Linked DNA regions of Homo sapiens: regions 2 and 3 are each linked to region 1. Evidence: chromatin contacts called from ENCODE Hi-C or POLR2A ChIA-PET data. All regions are on one chromosome and are shown on one strand. Each heading gives the region's core, a stretch centred on a gene start or an enhancer-like site at or near the end of the contact. The rest is flanking DNA. Distances are from core to core; before and after follow the strand shown. Region 1 holds the start of TMEM120B (transmembrane protein 120B). Region 2 overlaps KDM2B (lysine demethylase 2B). Region 3 holds the start of KDM2B (lysine demethylase 2B).

Region 1 (4,890 bases), core at 728-3,227:
TTAGCTGGGCATGGTGGCGCGCACCTATAATCTCTGCTACTTGGGAGACTGAGGCAGGAGAATCGCTTGAATCCGGGAGGCGGAGGTTGCAGTGAGCCACGATCGTGCCACTGCACTCAAGTCTGGTGACAGAGCAAGACTCTATCTCAAAAAAAAAAAAAAAAAAAAAAAGAAGTGGCTGAGGGCCAGGCACAGTGGCTCATGCCTGTAATCTCAGCACTTTGGGAGGCCGAGGTGGGTGAATCACCTGAGGTCAGAAGCCTGGCCAACATAGTGAAACCCTATCTCTACTAAAACACAAAAAAATTAGCCGGGCACGGTGGCGCACACCCGTAATTCCAGCTACTCAGGAGGCTGAGGCAGAGAATGGCTCGAACCCGGGAGGCGGAGGCTGTAGTAAGCCGAGATCACGCCACTGCACTCCAGCCTGGGCGACAGTGAGACTCTGTCACAAAAACAAAACAAAACAAAACAAAACAAGAAGTGGCTGAGTCTTCTCCGTGGGAGTGGAGCCAAAACAGTCCCCTGAGAACCGGATGGGACCCAGGCCCTAGAAGAGAAGGCATCAACCTACACATGCTGGACAGGTCGAGATGTGTCTAGGTCCCTTCCCCTCTATTCATGCCTGAAAGGGCACCCCCATTCCTGCCCCGGCTCTCCAGCAACCCTCTGTCTATTGATCAGAATCTACAACCACGTGTCTAGAAAGACCCATCAGAGACACCCTTGGCAACCTCCTCTCCCCTCTGCACACTGTAGGAGGCCAACTGAACTGCAGACAAGAGGTACATGGACAGGGACAATGTCACTGCTCCAAATGAGAGGACTGGGGTGATAGTGTGCAATGTAATTTCAGGCAAAGCCAACCCCCCGAAAAACAATCCCGTGACTGGAGAGGGAACAGCCCTGTCTTCAAAAATAGTCACCGAGTCCCTCTTGGTCAACCCCAAGGTTTCCTGAGGCGTCTCTAGTCAACACGGTAGGTAGCTGGGGCCTCTCTGAACCTCTTAGCAGGAACAACTGCTGCCAGGACCGCTCCCCACACCCAGCAGCAATGCCATTCTCTCAGGGGACCCCCGCCTTACACCCGCCCTCACTCCACCCCGTGTAAGGCTCCGGGCCAGAAGGATAGAGCTGGGAGTTTCCCCTATCACTGGGTGAGGCTACTCAGCTGTCCGAACTGACAGATGCTCTCCACGCCAAAATCAGCCTGCAGCAGCGTCAGAGCCCCCAAAGACAGGAAATAGGGGTCCCTAATCCCCAAGCACAACCTAGAGGTTCAAGGTGAACAGCTCTTAAGTACACCTCCCAAAACAGAGCTGCAGGATAGTGCTGCCCCGCCAGAGCACGGGGTGGGAGCTGAGCTACCAAAAGCAGATGGGAGGGGGCGGGGTGAGATCTGGGGAGACCCTGCAGAGGTGGGGGCTGGGCTGTTCTCTTTGAACCACCCCCACAGATGAACACGCCTGGAACTTGCCTCAGAGGCCACAGACCAACTTTCTGCAGCGAAGGGGGTGCGTGGAGCAGAGAGCCAGTGGGAGGGCGGCGGAAGAGGGGGCTGCGACCCGGCGCCCCACGTGGACGAAGAGCTGAAGCGCCGGGTGATGGGAGGGGGCTGGTCCATGCCTCCCGTCCGCCCCCAGGGCCTCTCCGGGGCACTCCCTAGGCCCTGACTGTCCCCACCGCCCGGGCCGGGGGGCTCAGGAAGGGCAAGGCGCTGCACCGCGGGCAGCAGAGTTGCGGGACCAGGTGGCCTGGCCCTACCTGCAGTTCTTGAAATTCTCCCTCCAGCTCGTGCCATTCGCGCTCGCAACGCTCCAGCTGCCCGGACATGATGCGATGGTGCAAGGCGGCGGTGCCGGCGGCTGCTCCCGCAGCGCTGCCCGACCGGCCCCCCAGCGCCCCACGCCCGCGCGCTCGCCGACCGCCCTCGGAGGCACCAGCTGTTCCTGCGCAGCCAGAGCCACGCGCGCAACTGACGTCACGGCCCCGCCCCGGCGCCCGCCCCGCCCCACGCCTGGGAGGCGGGGCCGCGCGTGCGCATGTGCCCCGCCCCGCCCCGCGTGCGGCGTTCCGGACCGGGACATGGCAGGCTCGCAAGGTCTTTCGGGGTCTGTTGCGGCCCCCTTGGCAGTGCCTCTGCGCCTCCAGAATCTGTCTCTTCCAGGAAGAGTTGGGGGACTTGTCTGCAGGTTGCATTTGCAGAGATTATTTGACTTAGATTGTGTGTTTTGGGGGTGTCTAGAGTTTGGGGAAAGGAGATTTGGGGGAGGTGAAATGAAAGCTCACCGGCCCCTGGTCATTGCCTGACTTGAGCCCAGGCCAGCGCCCCGGAAGGCTGGCGCTGACATCGACCATCCAAAAAGGTCGGGGGCCGGGCGGCGCAGCGCAGAGAGGGCACGGTCATTTCACGTTGTCATTATTATGTGCTGCAGCTAATACATCCTAGATTCCTGCCCTCTAACGCTCTGGGTGACGTTCTTAACAGCTGTTTCTGTCGCTCAAGGGACAACCGCCTCCAAGCTGATTAAATCCAGTTCTGTCCCCTCCTCTGCCAAGTCCTGCAAGAACTGCCCCTGCCTAGCTTTCCAGTCCCTTCTATCTCACCGCCCTGGACTCGTACCCTCCAGCCATTGCTTTTTCTCTTCCTGACCTTGCATGGAACTTTCTTCCCTCTAAATCTTCATACGATGTGCCTTTTTTTCATCATTCAGGCCTCAGTTTCAAATGACACCTGTGTTACTTTACTTTTTTATCTTTCTTTTTTCTTCTATTTTTATGGGTGTTTTTTTTTTTTTCTGTCGCCTAGGCTGGAGTGCAGTGGTGTGATCTCAGCTCACTGCAACTTCCGCCTCCCGGAATCAAGTGCGTCTCATACCTCAGCCTCTGGAGTAGCCAGGTTATACCACATCCAGCTAATTTTTGTATTTTTAGTAGAGGCGGGGTTTTGCAGTGTTGGCCAGGCTGCTCTCGAACTCCTGACCTTAAGTAATCCGCCCGACTTGGCCTCCCAAAGTGCTAGGATTACAGGCATGAGCCACCGTGCCCGGCCCCCTGTGTTCGTTGCTAAAGCTGCCATAACCACAACCTGGGTAGTTTAAACAATAGAAATGTATTCTCACCAACGGGGGCAACATAAGGAGACCTTGTTTCTACAAAAAATTTACAGATTAGCTGGGTGTGGTGGCACGCGCCTGTGGTCCCAGCTACTCCGGAGGCTGAGGTCCAAGAATTCCTTGGGCCTGGGAGGTCAAGGCTGCAGTAAGCTATGATTGCACCACTGCACCCCAGCCTGGGTAACAGAGCGAGACCCAGTCTCATAAAGAAAGAAGGAGGCCGGGCGCGGTCGCTCACGCTTGTAATCCCAGCACTTTGGGAGGCTGAGGCAGGAGGATCACCTGAGGTTGGGAGTTCAAGACCAGCCTGACCAACATGGAGAAACCCCATCTCTACTAAAAACACACAAAAAAATTAGCCAGGTGTGGTGGCACATGCCTGTAATCCAGTTACTCAGGAGGCTGATGCAGGAGAATCACTTGAACCAGGGAGGTGGAGGTTGTGGTGAGCTGAGATCGTGCCATTGCACTCCAACCTAGGCAACAAGAGTGAAACTGAGTCTCAAAAAAAAGAGAGAGAGAGGAAGGAAGGGAGGGAAGGAAGGAAAGAAAAAAAGAAAAGAAAGAAATGTATTGTCTCACAGTTCTGGCATCTAGAAATCTGAGAGGAAGGTGTCAGCAAAGCAGTGCTCCCTCTGAAGCTCTGGGCAGAATCCTTCCCTCCTCATAGCTTGTGGGTGTATGTGGTGGCGGGGGGCTCCTTCACTGGCGTTCCTTAGCTCGCAGCTGCATCACCCCAATCTCTACCCTGTTGCACCGTCTTCTTTCCTGTGTGCATGTCTGTGTGTGTCCTCTCTTAAAAAGACACCCTTTCTGGCCAGGCATGGTGGCTCACGCCTGTAATCCCAGCACTTTGGGAGGCCGAGGTGGGCAGATCACTAGAGGCCAGGAGTTGGAGACCAGCCTGGCCAACATAGTGAGACCCCATTTCTACTAAAAATACAAAAATTAGCCGGGCATTATGGTACAAGCCTGTATTCCCAGCTCCTTGGGAGGCTGAGATGGGAGGATCACTTGAGCTCCAGAGGTCGAGGCTGTAGTGTGTTGGGAAAAGCTGAGTGTTGGGAGAAGCTGAGGCAGGGCTTGTATGTCTGACACAATGTAAAAGAGTCTTGGAACATGTCCAGGGTCCAAGGTCTAAAACCCCTTGTGGCCTTTGGAACACCAAGCTCTGTGCTAAAGGGTGGAAGGCTGCCCTGATGCACCATAATCTAAGCCCAGGGCATAAAACCCCTCGTGGCTTGGATAGAATCCAGGGCTCGTGGCTCTGGAATGTGTCTAGACTTGCTGGCTCCTTGCTCCTTGCTCACCCAGGATCAATTGTATCTTGTGTTAAAAGAACCTGCTCTCCATTATCTTAAGTAGCGGAGCAAATGCTAAACCATCACAGCTGTAAATCATGGGCTTAATGCAACGTGCCCTCTTGACCTCCACATTCTCACCACCTGTTTCTCTGTTGGATTACCAATAAATAGCATGGGCTCCCAGGGCTCGGGGCCTTCGCAGCCTCCAGTAGTGAGCTGTCATCACACCACTGCACACTAGCCTGGGTGACAGGACAAGAGCCTCTCTCAAAAAAATAAAAATAAAAAAAAGACACCCTTTCCTAGTGTGATCACATCTCAACTTTACATCTGGAAAGGCCCTATTTCCAAATAGGGTCACATTCCAAGTGTTAGAAAGTGATACTAAGTGTTAAGTGATACTAAGTGTTACTAAGTGTTAAAGTTCATTCCTTTAACAAATATTTACTGAGGGTCTACTATGTGTCAAG
Region 2 (4,890 bases), core at 2,391-4,890, 210 kb after region 1:
TCTGCTCTTAGCTACTCGCTGTGTGGCCTTGGGCAAGCCAGTCCGCCTTTCTGTTCACCTGTATGGAAAATGAGGATGTGCTTTGTCCTTCTGGGGACCAGATTCTGGGACTCTTATGGCCATTCTGAAGCACTTACCCTTGGGTGAAACTGCAGTGTCCTCACTATGATATGGGCATAACAGCAGGGACCTGTGTCACTGAATTACTTTAAGGAACAAGGAAGCCATGAACATAGGTTGCAGCTAAAGGTGAGCCAGGCTGGCTTTGGCCAGCTACCCACACTTCCCCTGCCCTTTCTCTTTCCTTCCCCCTTCTCACCTCTCAGCAGCCCCCTCATCCCCCCTCCAAGTTAAAGATTGCTGTTTAGGCTGTGCACAGTGACTCACACCTGTAATCCCAGCCCTTTGGGAGGCCAAAGTGGGAGGGTGGCTGGAGCTCAGGAGTTTGAGGCCACCCTGGGCAACATAGTGAGACCCCAGTCTACAAAAACAAAACAAAACAAAACAAAAGGAACAAAAAATTAGCCAGGAGTAGTGGCATGCGCCTGTAGTCCCAGCTACTTGAAAGGCTGATGCAGGAGGATTTACTGAGCCTAGGAGTTTGAGGCTGCAGTGAGCTGTGATGGCACCACTGTACTCCAGCCTTGGTGACAGAGCCAGACCCTGTCTCAAAAAAGAAAAAAAAAAAACAAAACACCACAGCCCGGGCGCAGTGACTCACGCCTGTAATCCTAGCACTTTGGGAGGCCAAGGCAGGTGGATCACCTGAGGTCAGAAGTTCGAGACTAGCTTGGCAAACATGGCAAAACCCCATCTCTACTAAAAATACAAAGATTAGTTGGGCGTGATGGCGCACGCCTGTAGGCCCAGCTACTAGAGAGACTGAGGCAGGAGAATCACTTGAACCTGGGAGGTGGAGGTTGCAGTGAGCTGAGATTGCGCCATTGCACCCTAGCCTGGGTGACAAGAGCAAAACTCTGCTCAAAAAAAAAAAAAAACCCACAAAAAAACCTGATTTCCTTTTTTAAAAAAAAAATTTTATTTTTTTTACCAAGATGGAGTCTTTTGCTCTGTCACCGAGGCTGGAGAGCAGTGGCACAGTAACAGCTCTCCATAGCCTCGACCTCCTAGCTCAGGTGATCGAGGTAGCTGGGACTACAGGCATGCGATACCATGCTCAGTTCATTTAAGTTTTTTTTTTTTTTTTTTTTTTTTTTTGGTAGAGATGGGGGTCTCGCTCTGCTGCCCAGGCTGGTCTCGAACTCCTTGGCTCAAGCAATCCATCTACCTCAGCCTCTCAAACTGCTGGGATTACAGGTGTGAACCACCTCATCCAGCCAGGTGATACCTTTTTTTTTGAGTCCGAGTCTCTCTCTGTTGCCCAGGCTGGACTGCAGTGGTGTGATCTTGGCTCATTGCAACCTCCGCCTCCTCGGTTCAAGTGATTCTCCTGCCTCAGCTTCCCAAGTAGCTGGGATTACAGGCATGCGCCACCACGCCCAGCTAATTCTTGTATTTTAATAGAGGTGGGGTTTCGCCATGTTGGCCAGGCTGGTCTCGAACTCCTGGCCTCAAGCAATCTGCCTATCTCGGCCTCCCCAGGTGCTGGGATTACAGGTGTGAGCCACTGTGTGGCCAGGTGTTCTTTGAAGACCAAAAGTTCTGCATTAGACCGAATCCCTGTGCCATCTGTAAACCAGCCGAATGCTCTTGAGGAATGCAGTAAAATGGAGTACTTGGAATACAGCATCATGGTCATGAGGACTCCGTGAGGTGACACTTTAGCACAGGGCCTTTAATAGCTCAGCAAACTAGAGCCAAAAATTTCAGACACCATAGAATGAAAACAGGCCGGTGCAGGGTCAAATGTGCGAGCCTGTGAAACCCATGACTGTGGAAGGTGTTCACAGCTTTTTTCTCTTGAGGTCGTCAGTTCCCGACCCTGGAACACACCTGTTCATTGATGCGGCCTCTTCTGGGTCTTACTGACATGTAGAACAGTGAGGTGTAAAGCCCAGATCACCAGCGCAGTTGGCTTTTTAAAATCATCACACTCTCGGCTAGGCACGGTGGCTCACGCCTATCATCTCAGCACTTTGGGAGGCCGAGGCGGGCGGATCATGAGGTCAGGAGTTCGAGACCAGCCTGGCCAACATAGTGAAACCCCATCTCTACTAAAAATACAAAAAAATTAGCAGGGCATGGTGGTGCGTGCCTGTAATCACAGCTACTCTGGAGGCTGAGGCAGGAGAATCGCTTGAACCCAGGAGGCGGAGGTTGCAGTGAGCTGAGGTTGTGCCACTGCACTCCAGCCTGGGCGACAGAGCAAGACTCTGTCTCAAAAAACAAACAAACAAAAAACAACAACAAAAAATACCAAGTATGTTATTTAATAGTCCTGGGGGGCCAGAAGTCAGAAATAAAAGAGTCAGCGGGGCTCTGCTCGCTCCAAAGTCTCTAGAAGAGAATCCTTCCGGGCCTCCTCTGGTTTCTGGCAGCTCTTGGTATTCCTTGGATGTGGCTGCATCACTCCAGTCTCTGCCTTCATTTTCTTTTCTTATTTTTGGTCTTTGTATTTATTTTATTTATTTTTTTGAAGACAGAGTCTTGCTCTGTGGCACAGGCTGGATGGAGTGCAGTGACGTGATCTTGGCTTGCTGCAACATCCGCCTCCCGGGTTCAAGCAATTCTCGTGCCTCAGCCTCCCAAGTAGCTGGGATTGCAGGCAGGTGCCACCACACCCATCTGCCTTCATTTTCTTGTAGATTTCTTCTTTGTGTCTCTGTCCAAATCTCTCTTATTATAAAGACACTTGACATTGGGTTTAGGGTCTACCCTAAATTCAGGATTATTTCACCTTGAAAATAAATTTTTTTTTGAGATGGAATCTTGCTCTGTTGCCCAGGCTGGAGTTCAATGGTGTGATCTCGCCTCACCACAACCCCCGCCTCCTGGGTTCCAGCAATTCTCCTGCCTCATCCTCCTGAGTAGCTGGGACTATGGGCATGTGCCGCCATGCCTGGCTAATTTTTGTGTTTTCAGTAGAGACAGGGTCTCACCATGTTGACCAGGCTGGTCTCGAACTCTTTGCCTCAAGTGATCCGCCCGCCTCGGCCTCCCAAAGTGCTGGGATTACAGGCGGGAGCCACTGTGCCTGGCCTGAACACATATTTTTTGGGACACAATTCAAGCTACTTCAGATGGGTTTTCACAGACGGTGGGGCTGGGATGGAGGGAGGGTACTTGAGAGACCCCAGGTGCGTTGATGCCTGGTGGGTCTCTTTCCCCATAGAAGGGGGCACCCCGGAGGGTGCTGGTTCCCCAGAGCAGGAGTTCCCCAAGCTGCGCCTCCCTTTGCCGGCCTGTGGATGGCGATTCTTCCCTGATGCCTGCCTTGTTTTCACAGTGGGATATTTTTAGTCATGGCATGGAGGGAGTTTCTGATTATTAAAGCCCCAGCCTAGGAAGCAGTGGGACCCGAATCCATTGTTAACTAATTATCTCTTTGAGAGAAGTTGGCATAAAGGGCCGCCCAGGCCCAGCCATCCCTTGTCTGTGGTTATCTCGTCAGGTCCAGTACGGGGCAGTTTCCCGCAGAAAGGGTCCCACGGTTGGATCTTTCTCTTCGAAAACCTGCCCTGGACTTTCGGAGGGGACGGGCGTGTAAGGTGTAACCCTTAGGGGGCTGAGCTGGTGAGGGCACCCAGCCTTCCTTATATCTGTGCTGCCGAGAGCCCCAGGGAGTGTATAAATTCAAGCAGGGCCTAGGGAAGCCAGTGACATGATTCCCTCCAGCACAACCTATTTCTCAGAGATGAAATCTCCAATTAGAATAATCTTCTTTTCCCGGAGCCTGTCATACACAAATGAAAATTCTTCCCTGAGGGACAGAGCCCAGGGCGCCCCCTGGTGGCCGCAGGGGGGCCACACACAGAGGGAAACGGGAGGTATGAGTGTGAGATCCTGGGCTCAGGGCACTTGGGGAAAATTCTTTTTATTTTTAATTATTATTAAATAATTATTTTTTTTTGAGTTAGAGTCCCATTCTGTCACCCAGGCTAGAGTGCAGTGGTGCGATCTTGGCTCACTGTAACCTCTGCCTCCGGGTTCAAGTGATTCTCCTGCCTCAGTCTCCCGAGCAGCTAAGACCACAGACGCGTGCCACCATGCCTGGCTAATTTTTTTGTAGTTTTAATAGAGATGGGGTTTCACTATGTTGGACAGGCTTGTCTTGAACTCCTGACCTCAGGTGATTTGTCCACCTTGGCCTCTCAAAGTGCTGGAATTACAGGCGTGAGCCACCACACCTGGCCATTATTATTATTTAGAGACAGAGTCTCCTACTTTTGCCCAGGTTGGAGTGTAGTTGTGTGATCATAGCTCACTGCAGCCTCGAACTCCTGGGCTCAAGCAATCCTCCCACCTCAATCTCCCCAAGAAGCTAGGACTACAGGTGCACACCACCATGCCCAGCTAATTTTTAAATTTTTTTTGTAGAGATGGGATCTCGCTGTGTTTCCCAGGCTTACCAAGAACAATTGTAATTAAAAAAATTATTGGCCGGGTGTGGTGGCTCACGCCTATAATCCTAGCACTTTGGGAGGCCGAGGTGGGTGGATCGCCTGAGGTCAGCAGTTCAAGACCAGCCTGGCCAACATGGTGAAACCTGTCTCTACTAAAAAAAAAAAAAAAGATACAAAAATTAGCTGGGCATGGTGGTGTGTGCCTGTAATCCCAGCTCCCCAGGAGGCTGAGGCAGGGAGTCGGTGGAACTGGGGAGGTAGAGGCTGCAGTGAGCTAAGATTGTGCCACTGCACTCTAGCCTGGGCGACAGAGCAAGATTCCATCTCAAAAAAAAAAAAAAAAAATTTATTGACTGGATGTGGTGGC
Region 3 (4,890 bases), core at 1,287-3,786, 130 kb after region 1:
AATTAGCTGGGCATGGTGGTGCACTCCTGTAGTCTCAGCTACTTGGAAGGCTAAGGTGGAGCATTGCTGAGTCCAGGAGGTGGAGGTTGCAGTGAGCTGAGATTGTGTCACTGCACTCCAGCCTGGGCAACAGAGCAAGACCCTCTCTCAAAAAAAAGAAAAGAAAAATCAGGAGTTATGATAATCATATATGAATATGAGAACAACTTCAATTTCTTATCAAGATTCTGGTTTCTGAGAGCTACATCCAGTGTCCACCCTTTCCTTGGGAAGCTGCAGGTCCATCGTCCTACCCAGCCTCGAGTATGCCCCAATCTGCATGCCCCACGCTGCATCTTCTTTTCTCTAGCCTCTCTGTCTTTGGGCACAGAGTTGCTCAATCAACCTTTGATGAATGAAGAATGAATGGGGGTAACTCAGGCAGGATTTGACTGGGCCCTTTGTAAGATCGAGCAGGAGGGTCCAGGAAATAATTATTATTATGTTTCCAATACAACCGGCCCGGTGTTTTCCTGCAAGAAAAAGTACATCTCTGGGGTAAGCACCTTCACCTTCTCTCTTCCCTTACCTACTCTCCACTTCTCTGGGACAATTAGTCAACACTGGGAGCTCCAGGGTCTTGGCCCTTCCCCCTTTGGTCCAAAATAACCTCCTCCCCCACTTTGAGCAAATGCTTGGAATTCTTTCAACTGGAGGACAAAGCCTTTCATCTGCCAATTACTGATAAAGAGAAAATGCAAATATCGAGGGGGAAGGTGATTCATCAAGGGCCCAACATTTATTGAGTGGCCACTTAGGACCCGGCAGCAGGGCAGGCATTCTGGGGGAGGCCAAGGGGAACAAACCCCCGGCTGGCCCATTCTTTTCTCGTGTTTGCGGTTTCCTCGAGGTTTGTAAAGGGGGGGGATTAAATGAGGTGACTACCCAGCCCCTTCCCACTCTGACAGGCCAGGAACTCCTCGTGGAGGTGATAGATGGACTTAACTGTTTTTATACTAAGGTGGCTGCCATTGGACCTTTTTCTGATGCCAGCTTTTGGGGCCACTATGAGGCCACTTGGAGAGAAAGAAGGGCCTCAGGGAGAAAAAAGAATTAATTAGATGAAGCATTCTATTATATATTTTTTGCTTTATTTCACTTAATTCACTTTGCGTCACTCTCCAGCCCATGCAGCCTCCTTTGAACATGTTTATTTCATTATGGGGCAGTAGTGAGGCTGGTAAGTTACTAAAAAAAAAAAAAAAAAAAAAAAAAGCACGTGATGGCCAAGCCAGGCTCCAGTGTGAGCCCTGGCAGCGGCACATACGCGCTATGTGATCCTGGGTGAGTGGCTTTGCTTTTCTTAGTCCTAATTTCCTCCTTTGCAAAATGGGAACGAACAAGACGATTTCCCTTAAAGGGTTCTTGTGAGAAAGACAGGAACAAATAAAATGGTCCATGGTTCTGGACGGACTGAAGGCAGAACCGGCAGCACTCACACGAAGGGCTACTGATTGCACGCAGCAGCCAACGTGGGCGATTTCAGTTTGGAAACAAATTTTGATGTTTCCCAGCCTCATCCCTGCTTAAAAGATTTTTACAGCTAGTGAACATGAATGAAAACAAACTTCAAAGAGTAGCCTTTGAGGATGGGTGGGAAAGACTACAGTCAGATAGGACAGGAAACTTCTAAGGTGAGTGAGGGGGAAGCTGTCTCTTAGGACGGCCAATACGATGCTGATAGTGACATCGTATCTCCTGGTGGGGAAGCCACGTCCTCCCCACAGGTCTGTCTGATAGCCTGGGGACCATATGGGAGCACAGCAATCATTCAGATTCATAATTTCTCTGAGCTTCAGTTTCCCTATCTGCAAAATGACCTGCTCCAAGTATCCCACAGGGTTATGGCAGAAATAAAATGTCAGGCTCAAAGCCTGCTATCTACAATGTCCCTTTATCGTCTCCCTCTTGCCATGTCATTTTATCAGCATCTTTACCCGCAAGATCAGGCCTAGCAGGGCGCCACAGCTGGGGCTGGAGGAATGTTTAGGGCTAGCTTTTCTCAAGCCAAGTCGACCTGACTGTTGCTCATGATGGGAGGACAAGACAACCCAGGACCAGTGCTGGGGTAGTCAAAAACACTAGTAAGTGGACAGGGACCTAATGACACCCATGTATGTACGGAGGGTGCCGATACCTCCGCTAAGAAGCCCTGTAGGGGCTTCATCAAGGGCACTAGAGTTCCCCCCACCTATCCCAGAGCACCATGCACCTTTCCACCGACTTGTCTTCTATAAACTACCAACAAGGGCTTACCCTTCGCTCCTGTGCGGGCTGCGTTAGGAGGCGCCAGATCCAATTCTCTGCGTCTTTCGCTCCTGAGCATCTATCTGCTCCCCTTGCCGAGCGCAAGAACCTTTAAAAAATGTCCAACTTCTGTTTCAGGGCTGGTCGCCTAGTAAAGGAGTCCACAGAGGCGGGCAGAATGAATGAATGAAAGGCAACGTCTTCCGGTCAGCTGCGGACTGCAAAGGCTCTGGTCTGGCTGTATTTCCTGTACGTGTGTGTGTCCACATCTTTGAGTGCCGGGAGTTTAAAAGTTAGGCAGTCCTTATAGGTATGGAAGCCGAGCTAATTTCCTTCTGAGCCCCCCAAATGCCTCCTCCACATGGCGGGTCCGCAAATGGGGGGATCTGCAGAGGATCACCCCCCACGAAAAAGACATGCAGCAGAAAAGCAAAAAAAGAAAACAGTTATATATACAAAATGCTTTGAATTTGAGTCGGCCACACAGGTAATGTTGGGGGAGGGGTGGATGAAAGAAGAGGAAGAGGGGTAGCCCTGGGCAATGAGGGCAGGAACGGAGGTGGGGGGTCGTTTTTGGGGGTGCCAGGCCCCGGGGGCTTTCACGCCAGCATGCTCGGCTTGCATTTCCGCGCCTCCCGCTGAGGCCAGCCGTGCAAATCTGCACCTCCCTCCCCGCCCCCTCCTCCTTCCCTCCCTCCCTGCCCCGCCATCTCCGGGATGCGCCCGCCGCCTGCAACTCGGCCCTCCAAAAGTCAGCTCTGCACACAACTCCCGGGCGGCGGCGGCGCCTGCGTGCAGAGGCGCACTCGTGACCCAACAACAAAACAGCGATGCCACGGCGCTAACGGCGCCCGGTGCCTCCCGGGCTCCCTCCCCGCCCCATACCTCCTCGGGCCGCCGCCCCCACCCCCCCAAGCCCGGGCCGAGAGCCCCCCCAAATAGCCCGGCCGCGGGCTCCGAGCGCGATCGGCAACAATGTTTACGTTCCGGGGATTATGACGTCGACGCCTCCCCCCCCCCACAACTGCTGAAAATGGTTTCCTAGGACTTTGCAAACGGATCTGCCTAAGTGTTGGTGCAAAACTTTGTAGATCTCGGCTCTGGCTTGCTTTATTTATTTATTTTTTGGTTTGTTTTCTTTGGTCTTCCCTCCTTCCCCCCTCGGCCAAAATGCAGGGGGCAGGAGTGTTGACAATTAATTGGTGAACTCTCCTAAAAAAATGGAGGCAGAGAAAGACTCTGGAAGAAGATTGGTGTGTAGCTTTTTTTTTTTTTTTTTTTTTCCAAATCTGTATCTGGCATATGATAGATCTTTTTTTTTTTTTTTTTGGTTGTTTCTCGCTGCCTTTTCTTTCCTTTTCTGTATTTTGCAAGAGGACCGGGAAAAAAATATAATAAATTGCATGCAAAAGGAAGCAAGCTGCTTACTCCTCCAGCCCCTTGTGAGGCTTAGAGTCTCAGACACTTAAGTGGGGAGGTGGTATCGGGGAAAGGCGTGGAGGGGGGCTGAGCGGGCTCGGGGTTCGCCCGGAATCTGGGGGGCTGAGGGGCCGGGCGCTGGGCGGTGGAGGGAGGAGGCAGGGGGATGCGGGGAGTGGTGGGGGAGTCTCCTTAGGAAGTGAGTGTGCGCGCGCGCTTGTGGGGAGATGAGGCAGCTGCTGGTGCGTTTTGGGGTCTCCGATCCGAGCTTTGTGGCGGGCCGTCTGCCTCTCCCCCTTCCAAGCCCCGATTCTCCTCCCCCCACCTCCTCTTCTTGCACTGGCGGGCGGGCGGCGGGGGCGGCTGGGGTCTCAGCCCTTCCATTTCAGCTTTCCAGCTTCCCCGGTAGCTCGGGGGCGGCTCCAGCTTTAGAAATGCCGCCGGCCCCCGGTTCCGGCTTCCCGGCTCTGCCGCCGCGGCCGCTGGGGCTGCTGTTACCGCCGAGCCGGGCGCCGCAGCGGCTCCTCCTGGGGCCTACATTTGCCCCGCCAGCCCGTGTCCGGAGCCCCCTTCGCGGGTTACATAACCAGGCTCCCGGCCGAGTGGGCGAAGCCCAGCACATTTCGGGGGCGGGGGGCAGGGGAGGGTCCCCAGATGTCCCTTCAGTGCTTCCGAAGACACCGGAGGGGAGTACCCCGCGTAGAGCGCAGCTGGACCCTCGGGGTGCGGGCCCCTCTCCTTGTCCTGCTTTTCAGCATCTTTGGCAATTGCGCAAAGTTGCTTGGGTTGCAATGGTGGGGTGCAGGGGGCGCTCGGCTGCTGCACCTGTTAGTGCTGGGCCCAGGTTGAGAGGCGACCTCCAGCCCCCACAATAATGTCCCGGGCTCTCTGGTTTGGGTCCTCGCAGCGCCCGATTGACCGCCAGCGATACGACGAGAACGAGGACTTGTCGGACGTGGAGGAGATCGTCAGCGTCCGCGGCTTCAGCCTGGAGGAGAAGCTTCGCAGCCAGCTGTACCAGGGGGACTTCGTGCACGCCATGGAGGGCAAAGGTGAGGCGCCCCCACCCCGGGCCGCCCTCTGCGCTGCGGGCCGAGCGCACGTGGGGAGGGAGCTGCCGGTGGCTGGGTTCGTATTTCGCGCCCGCGTCCCCCATTCCAGGGGATCCGGTGACGAAACGAGGCC

What was found. A loop is a pair of places that touch in the nucleus more often than their neighbours do. ChIA-PET counts read pairs that join two places held with the same protein, here RNA polymerase II (POLR2A). Pooled maps may share reads with other maps.
Region 2: a loop to region 1 is called in a pooled map, with 2.0 times the contacts of the local background. The contact joins the enhancer-like site here to the promoter of TMEM120B in region 1. A Hi-C loop is called at or near these places in 2 of 50 pooled maps. POLR2A ChIA-PET finds 5 or more read pairs at or near these places in 3 of 52 experiments (GM12878, HepG2 and WTC11).
Region 3: a pooled map shows a loop between it and region 1 (4-fold over the local background). The contact joins the promoter of KDM2B here to the promoter of TMEM120B in region 1. A Hi-C loop is called at or near these places in 1 of 37 single-sample maps with no recorded cell type and 6 of 50 pooled maps. POLR2A ChIA-PET finds 5 or more read pairs at or near these places in 9 of 52 experiments (H1, MCF 10A, WTC11 and 4 more).

What each region holds. Positions count from the first base shown.
Region 1 is chr12:121,709,839-121,714,728 of GRCh38, reverse strand. TMEM120B (transmembrane protein 120B) reads right to left here and starts at 1,977. Exons shown (of 12, transcript NM_001080825.2): 1 at 1,765-1,977. The coding sequence starts at 1,833. RefSeq lists silencers at 1,506-1,635, 1,816-1,865, 1,876-2,135.
Region 2 is chr12:121,499,089-121,503,978 of GRCh38, reverse strand. The region is part of intron 11 of KDM2B (lysine demethylase 2B); the gene reads left to right. Among named protein-coding and RNA genes, the nearest start is that of MIR7107, 57 kb to the right of the region's middle. RefSeq lists enhancers at 2,636-3,334, 3,724-3,783, 3,814-3,873, 3,884-3,983, 3,335-4,034 and 1 more. Within about 2 kb of position 3,640, at least 8 of the 41 ENCODE cell types and tissues checked have a DNase peak (open chromatin) inside an H3K27ac peak, as active enhancers do.
Region 3 is chr12:121,578,669-121,583,558 of GRCh38, reverse strand. It overlaps KDM2B (lysine demethylase 2B), which reads left to right and starts at 2,536. Exons shown (of 23, transcript NM_032590.5): 1 at 2,536-2,773; 2 at 4,613-4,757. The coding sequence starts at 2,648. It overlaps KDM2B-DT (KDM2B divergent transcript), which reads right to left and starts at 3,048. Exons shown (of 4, transcript NR_183427.1): 1 at 2,296-3,048. RefSeq lists enhancers at 1-439, 440-1,375, 2,311-3,246 and silencers at 2,816-2,865, 2,946-3,255, 4,415-4,494.